2 separate regions of the Homo sapiens genome follow, and region 2 is linked to region 1. Evidence: chromatin loops called from intact Hi-C (ENCODE). Cell type or tissue: IMR-90. All regions are shown on one strand. Each heading gives the region's core, and the rest is flanking DNA. Links, peaks and the distances in the headings are about the cores only.

The links. A loop is a pair of places that touch in the nucleus more often than their neighbours do. Peaks named below come from ENCODE experiments on the same cell type or tissue, not always from the same donor. Only the 100,000 strongest peaks of a DNase experiment are listed, where the experiment ranks them.
Region 2: it touches region 1 in a loop (1.9-fold over the local background); 3 of 110 quality-filtered maps call a loop at or near these places.

Annotation. Positions count from the first base shown.
Region 1 is chr9:78,034,628-78,037,492 of GRCh38, reverse strand. No RefSeq gene overlaps it. Among named protein-coding and RNA genes, the nearest start is that of GNAQ, 4.2 kb to the right of the region's middle. In IMR-90, for the core only: a CTCF peak has its summit at 1,901 (motif pointing right); a DNase peak (open chromatin) is centred at 1,932.
Region 2 is chr9:77,586,813-77,589,734 of GRCh38, reverse strand. All of the region lies in intron 1 of GNA14 (G protein subunit alpha 14), which reads left to right. Among named protein-coding and RNA genes, the nearest start is that of GNA14, 60 kb to the left of the region's middle. RefSeq lists an enhancer at 1,345-2,250. In IMR-90, for the core only: no CTCF peak of the experiment used is centred there; a DNase peak (open chromatin) is centred at 1,244.

The DNA of each region.
Region 1 (2,865 bases), core at 366-2,865:
TGCAAAATTTAAGTGGCATCAAAAATCTCAGTAATCAGGATAGGTAATATTTTAATGCAATACTTTAAAAATCTATAGTAATGCAAAAACCCCGTGATGAACAAATAATCAACATTTTATTTATTTATTTTTTTGAGACAGGGTCTCTACCTGCCCAGGCTGGAGGCACGATCTCGGCTCTCTGCAATCTCTGCTTCCTAGGCTCAAGCAATCCTACTGCCTGAGGCTCCAGAGTAGCTGGGACTACACACATGTGCCACTACACCTGGCTAATTTTTAAATTTTCTGTAGAGACAGGGTTTCACTACGTTGCCCAGGCTGGTCTTGAACTCTTAGGCTCACGTGATCCACCCACCTCAGCCTCCCAACATGCTCGCATTACAGGCGTGAGCCACCATGCCCAGCCCAGCATTTTAAATAGAGACAAGATCACTAACAGTTCTGTGCCATAACAGACAAAGCCTAAGCCAAAAAAAAAAAAAATCCTCACTCATCTCATCTTCTTCCAGGCCCTATTCCATATTGTCCAATGCACTCATCTCAAATCCGATGCTTAGGAATTTGTATAAGAATGGAAAGCTGGAAAACATTAACAAGTTTGGAAGAAGTATTTGGAAATTTTGTGGCTCAAATAGATTTTGGTAGGCCTAAGAGATAGAAAAGGACAAGAGAAAAAATAAAGCAATAAAGAACACTTTAATATCTAAATTTGTGGTTAGGAGAGGATATTTCATATTTATCTTAAAGTTAAAAGCGATTACCTTTTTTAACATCTTGATAAAATTCAGAATGGGAGGTTGAAAAATTTACAAGGATAACAAATTGAAAAAATTCATATGAAGACCATTTCAATCATTGAGAAGGCAGAACAGGCACTTTAATTACTTACGTGTTTTCCATCAGCAAGTGCTGTGTTTCGTTAACTTATCACACACTGAGCAATTAACAACTCTGACTATATATCTTGTCAAGATCTTCAATGTATAACCTGCATGTGGTCTGAAATGAATTGGTAATAGGAATATCAACTCTCCTATAAAGTTGATTTAGGTGGAATTAATATAGGCTTCCATCTGGGTTTTGAACAAAAATACTGCTTCCCAACTTTCTGAATACTCTAGTGATGGCTAATTTTCCTTGGTGAACGCATTGGAGGCAAGATTTTGAAGCACAGGGTGGAAGAACATTTTACAGAGGGAGCCAAGCTTTGGTGCACACAATCTGGCTAAGGAAAAAAAAAAAAGAGAGAGAGAGAGACTGTCATGTGGTCAACATGTGGCTTCTTTCACTGGAAGATCTAATTTTCATTCATTTAACAAATGTTTATTAAACATCTATTATACTCCTGGCATTGTTCTAGATGCTGGATTCAGGAGTGAACAAAACAGACAAAAATCTCAGCCTTATTGAGCTTTACATGAGAAATCATCAAAAGGAAATGAACGTAATGGGTTCATTTGCTTATTCATTCATCAAACATTAGCTTCTCTGGCTGAAACACTATTCTACTCAGCTTAAAATGAGCTCCCATCTGACAAGCCTTTTAGAGTCTTCCAGTCTACCGGGACTTTGGTGGCCTTCAAACTGTAAAGTACAGTACTTCCCTTGATATTGCTAACCCTGGATAAGCACAAGATAGATACATTTGATTGGAATCAGAGTATTACCCGGGTACGTTTTTTGAGCTTGGTAAAGGAAAGATGTCACTGAGGTACTATGCTTCATTTAGATTCTAGAATATCTGCTATATGATTTGTAATGTGGGTATTTTCTCTTTTAGAAGATGTGCTTCGTGCCTAGTTTTTCATCTTCAACATGTTGGCCCTGCTCTTCTTTCAACAGGACAGTTCCAATTAAGAATCTCAGTTTTTCTGCTGTTATAAGAATGTTCCTGTAGGTGGCGCCATTTGCAGCTCTCAGCGTCTCACTAGGTCGGCTTCTTTTTCTTCCCCACGAGCAAGTCCACTTTATTACTTGGCCAGACATCTCTTTCCCAGCTCTTGTAGGATCTGCGATGCTCTTCAGGCTGATTTCTAAAAGGTCTTCTGGGTGACCAGCGTGTGCTTCCTCATACTCTGGGTTAATTTGAATGGCAGCTTAGGGAACTGCTTCTCTTGAACTTTGTTAGCAATCCATTTTCCATACTGTATGTTAGCAACGAGTGTTTCTCATTTTGTATTGTTTATTCTTTGAAACACATGGCCTGTCTCACCAAATAGATTATGAAGCCTTTAAGGGCTTTGTATGCCTCAGGCATCTGGCATAATACACTGCCTGGGACAGGCAGTCTGTAAGTGTGTGTTTGTTGATGATGTAGGTGGTAGCATTCTTTTGTTTATTCATTATTTACTGAGTAGCTGTTCTAGGCTAGGCTCTCTTTCTGGTGCCTTGAAAACAGTTATGAAAAACATGGTCCCCGCTCTCAAGAAGCTCCTAATTCAGAGGGGAAGGGGGCAGAGAGAAAGAGAACACAGAGAATGACAGTAGTATGGTGCATATGAAGCAGCCATGCTAAGTGACTGGGAATAAGAGAGGTACTGTATATTGCCTGTGTCTGATGACCTCTATGGGCCTTTCCTTCCCCAGGAGATCCTTTTAGAAGAGCATGGCCTTTTCATTCTTTGACTGCAGAACCACTCCTTAAGACTAAACTATGCCTTTTACTGTTTTTCTTTGCCAGTCCCCAAAGGACAGGGTGATATGATTGTGGGGTTGGAGATCCATCTCAGGATACCATAGAAAAGGTGACAGTCTTCCTATTTTTCTCTGAAGTTCAATTTTCCTTGGGTATTGCAATTTGCTTTTCAGCTCATTAGTAATTGTCCTTGAATTCTCAAAATGGTTTATCATCTTACTCTCTGTGTG
Region 2 (2,922 bases), core at 130-2,629, 450 kb after region 1:
GACAATGTGCTTTTGCAGGCAACTCTGGCTATCATGGTTGCTTTAGGCAACCTGCGGTTTACCCACTGTGTACTGACTACAGGCCATAGCCCGAGGGTGGAGGAAAAAGGCAATATCCAGCTACTCTCAGAGGTTTCTCCACCCTGGATGAGCAAACAACCCTCTCCCCTTTCAACAAACACAGTACCTGTAAAGACAGGGCTGACTCATACGATGGCTTTTGAGAATGAAATATAAGTGATATCTGAACCCTAAGGTGATATATTAAACAAAGAGTGTTCTCCGCTCTTCCAGGAACCATGACTTCCAAAAACAAACAAACAAAAAAACAAAACAAAAAAAGAAAACCGAGCTCACTCCATTTTGCATGAATAAAATTTCTAGGTCAAAGTCAAAGGAATTGGTAACACTGACAGTTTGGTTGACGCAGAAAGTCAAATAGCTTCCTCCTTAAGAGGCTCTGGGAAATGAAGTGGCCTGGCCCATCAGAGCTAGAAATGACCCTGCAAGTGAGCATTTATTTCCTTGTCAGGCCAGTTTGGCTTGCAAGAAATGCACCTGTGAAAACCAATGCCAGGTTTTGGTAAACTGGTCCTAAAAGTTACTGAGCTATAATAGATTCCTGGGGCATACAAAAGTGCTGTGATTCCAAGTTTGATTTTTAAAAATACATTGAAGGGTCTGTATGAAATGGAATATAAATAAAGATGGCTTTGAATGCTAATGTCTAAAGCAAACAAACAGTTCTTTTTAGCTGTGCTGGCCCATGGCTTTTAAAAATGTGGCTAGCATGTGAACCCCCAATGTGTCCCAGGCACTTTTAGACAGTGGCAAAAGCAGGTTCCTTCTTTTGAAGAATTTTCTGCGACTGCATGTGTTCAGAGCAACACAGTAAGCACCCAGTATATATTTGTGGAACAGAGAAAGCTGTTAATTCTCTCTGGGAACATCAGAAGGACTTCCTGGGGCTAAGGTGACCTCTGACTCAGATTCAGGTTTGACAGTAGGAGAGTGTCACCTGACAAAGAAGGGGGATTAGCAACTTTTATGCTATGTGTGCTAACCTGCCTTCTAACTTAGATTTTTATATGAAATATATTTTCCTGCTTCCTTGCTCCTCTCTGTTCAGTCTTATCCCTGCTTCTATATCCTCTGATTAAAGGCTTTAAACTTTCCTTCTCTTCTCACCCCGTGACTCATTCAGCTGTCAGACACTTCCTAAGCATCTGCTCTCCAGGCTTCCTTGCTCCTGGGGAAAGCATTGTGCTAAATGTGAAATTCCTGCAGATTTCCTTAGTCATTCTCCATCAGGATCAAGAAATCACCAAGTCCTGCTTGTTACTTTCACATTCTTCATTCAAAATACAGTGCTGAAAAACAGGAAGTATTTTATCAATTAATGTTCTGTGGTTGCAAGCAACAGACACTGGCTAACTGAAGGAAGAAAAGGAGTTCACTGAAGGGGTGTCAGGGTGTGGTGGATGGAGTGATAGCCCCCCAAAGATGTCCCCCTCTGAATCCCTGAAAACTGTGAATATGTTACTTGACATGGCAAAAGGGACTTTGCAGATGGGATTAGGATCTTGAAATCGGGAGAGTGTTCTTGACTATTCAGGTAGAACCAATGTAATACAAGGGTCCTTATAATAAGGGATGCAGGAGGGCCAGAGTCAGAGAAGACGATGTGATGACTGAAGCAGACATCACTGAGACAGGAATTTGAAGTCACTGCTGGCTTTGAAGATAGAGGAAGGGGCCAAAGCCAAGGAAGGCAGATGGCCTTTAGTAGCCAGAAAAAGGCATGGAATGAAGCCTCCCTTAGAGCCTCCAGAAGGAACAGAGCCCTCCAACCCCTAGGTTTTAGGATTTTTGAAATCCAGAACTATGAGAGAATAAATTCGTGTGTGTATACGTGTGCTTGTGTGCATGTGTTTCAATTGCAGTGAAATTCACTGAATAAAAGCAACCATTTTAAAGCAAACAATTCAGCGGCATTTAGTACATTCACAGTACTATGCAAACACTCTATCTAGGACCAAAACATTTTCATCAGCCCAGAAAGAAACTCCATACATACTAGGCATTCGCTCCCCATCCCTTTGTCCCACCTCCCCCAGATAACCACCAATCTGTGTTCTTTCATACTACGGATATTTCATAGAAATCCAATCTTATGTGACTTTTGCGTCTTCTGGCTTCTTTTGCTTGGCAAATATTTTAAAGTTCACCCATGTTGTAGCATGTGCCAGTACCTCATTCCTTTTATGGCTGAATAATATTCCATTGTATATAAATACCACAATAACTTTAGCTATTCATCAACTGATAGATATTTGGGCTGTTTCTACATTTTGGCTATTGTGAATAGTGCTGCTATGAACATGTGAGTATAGATACTAATATGAGTTCCTGCTTTCAGTATTGGGGGTATATATGCTTAGAAGTGGAATTGCTGGGTCATGTGGTAATTCTATGTTTAACTTTTTGAGAAACTGCCAAACTATTTTCCATAACAGCTGAACCATTTTACATTCCCACCAAATAACTGGAATGCATAAGGTTTCCAATTCTCCACATCCTCATCAACACTTGTTCTTTTCTTTTCTTTTTTTTTTAAGTATAGCTATCCAAATGATAACAGGAGCTAGAAAGAAATTATTTAGTCAGATAGTGAAGGTAAGAGAGTCCTTAGTAAGATTTTCCTTTAATAAAAAGCAGCCCCCAAATCATTTATTTTCTATTAAAAAAAAAAAAAAAACCAGCCTGTAAAATCGAGCTGCAGACATATAGGTAAGCAAGTTGGAAGCTTGCACGGGTGAATGCCTGCAGCTGTGCCAATAGGAAAGTGCTACCTGGGGGACCAGGCGTGTTCAACATGGAGGTTCCATCTTCCTTTTTCGGTCAACTACGGGTACCGTAAAG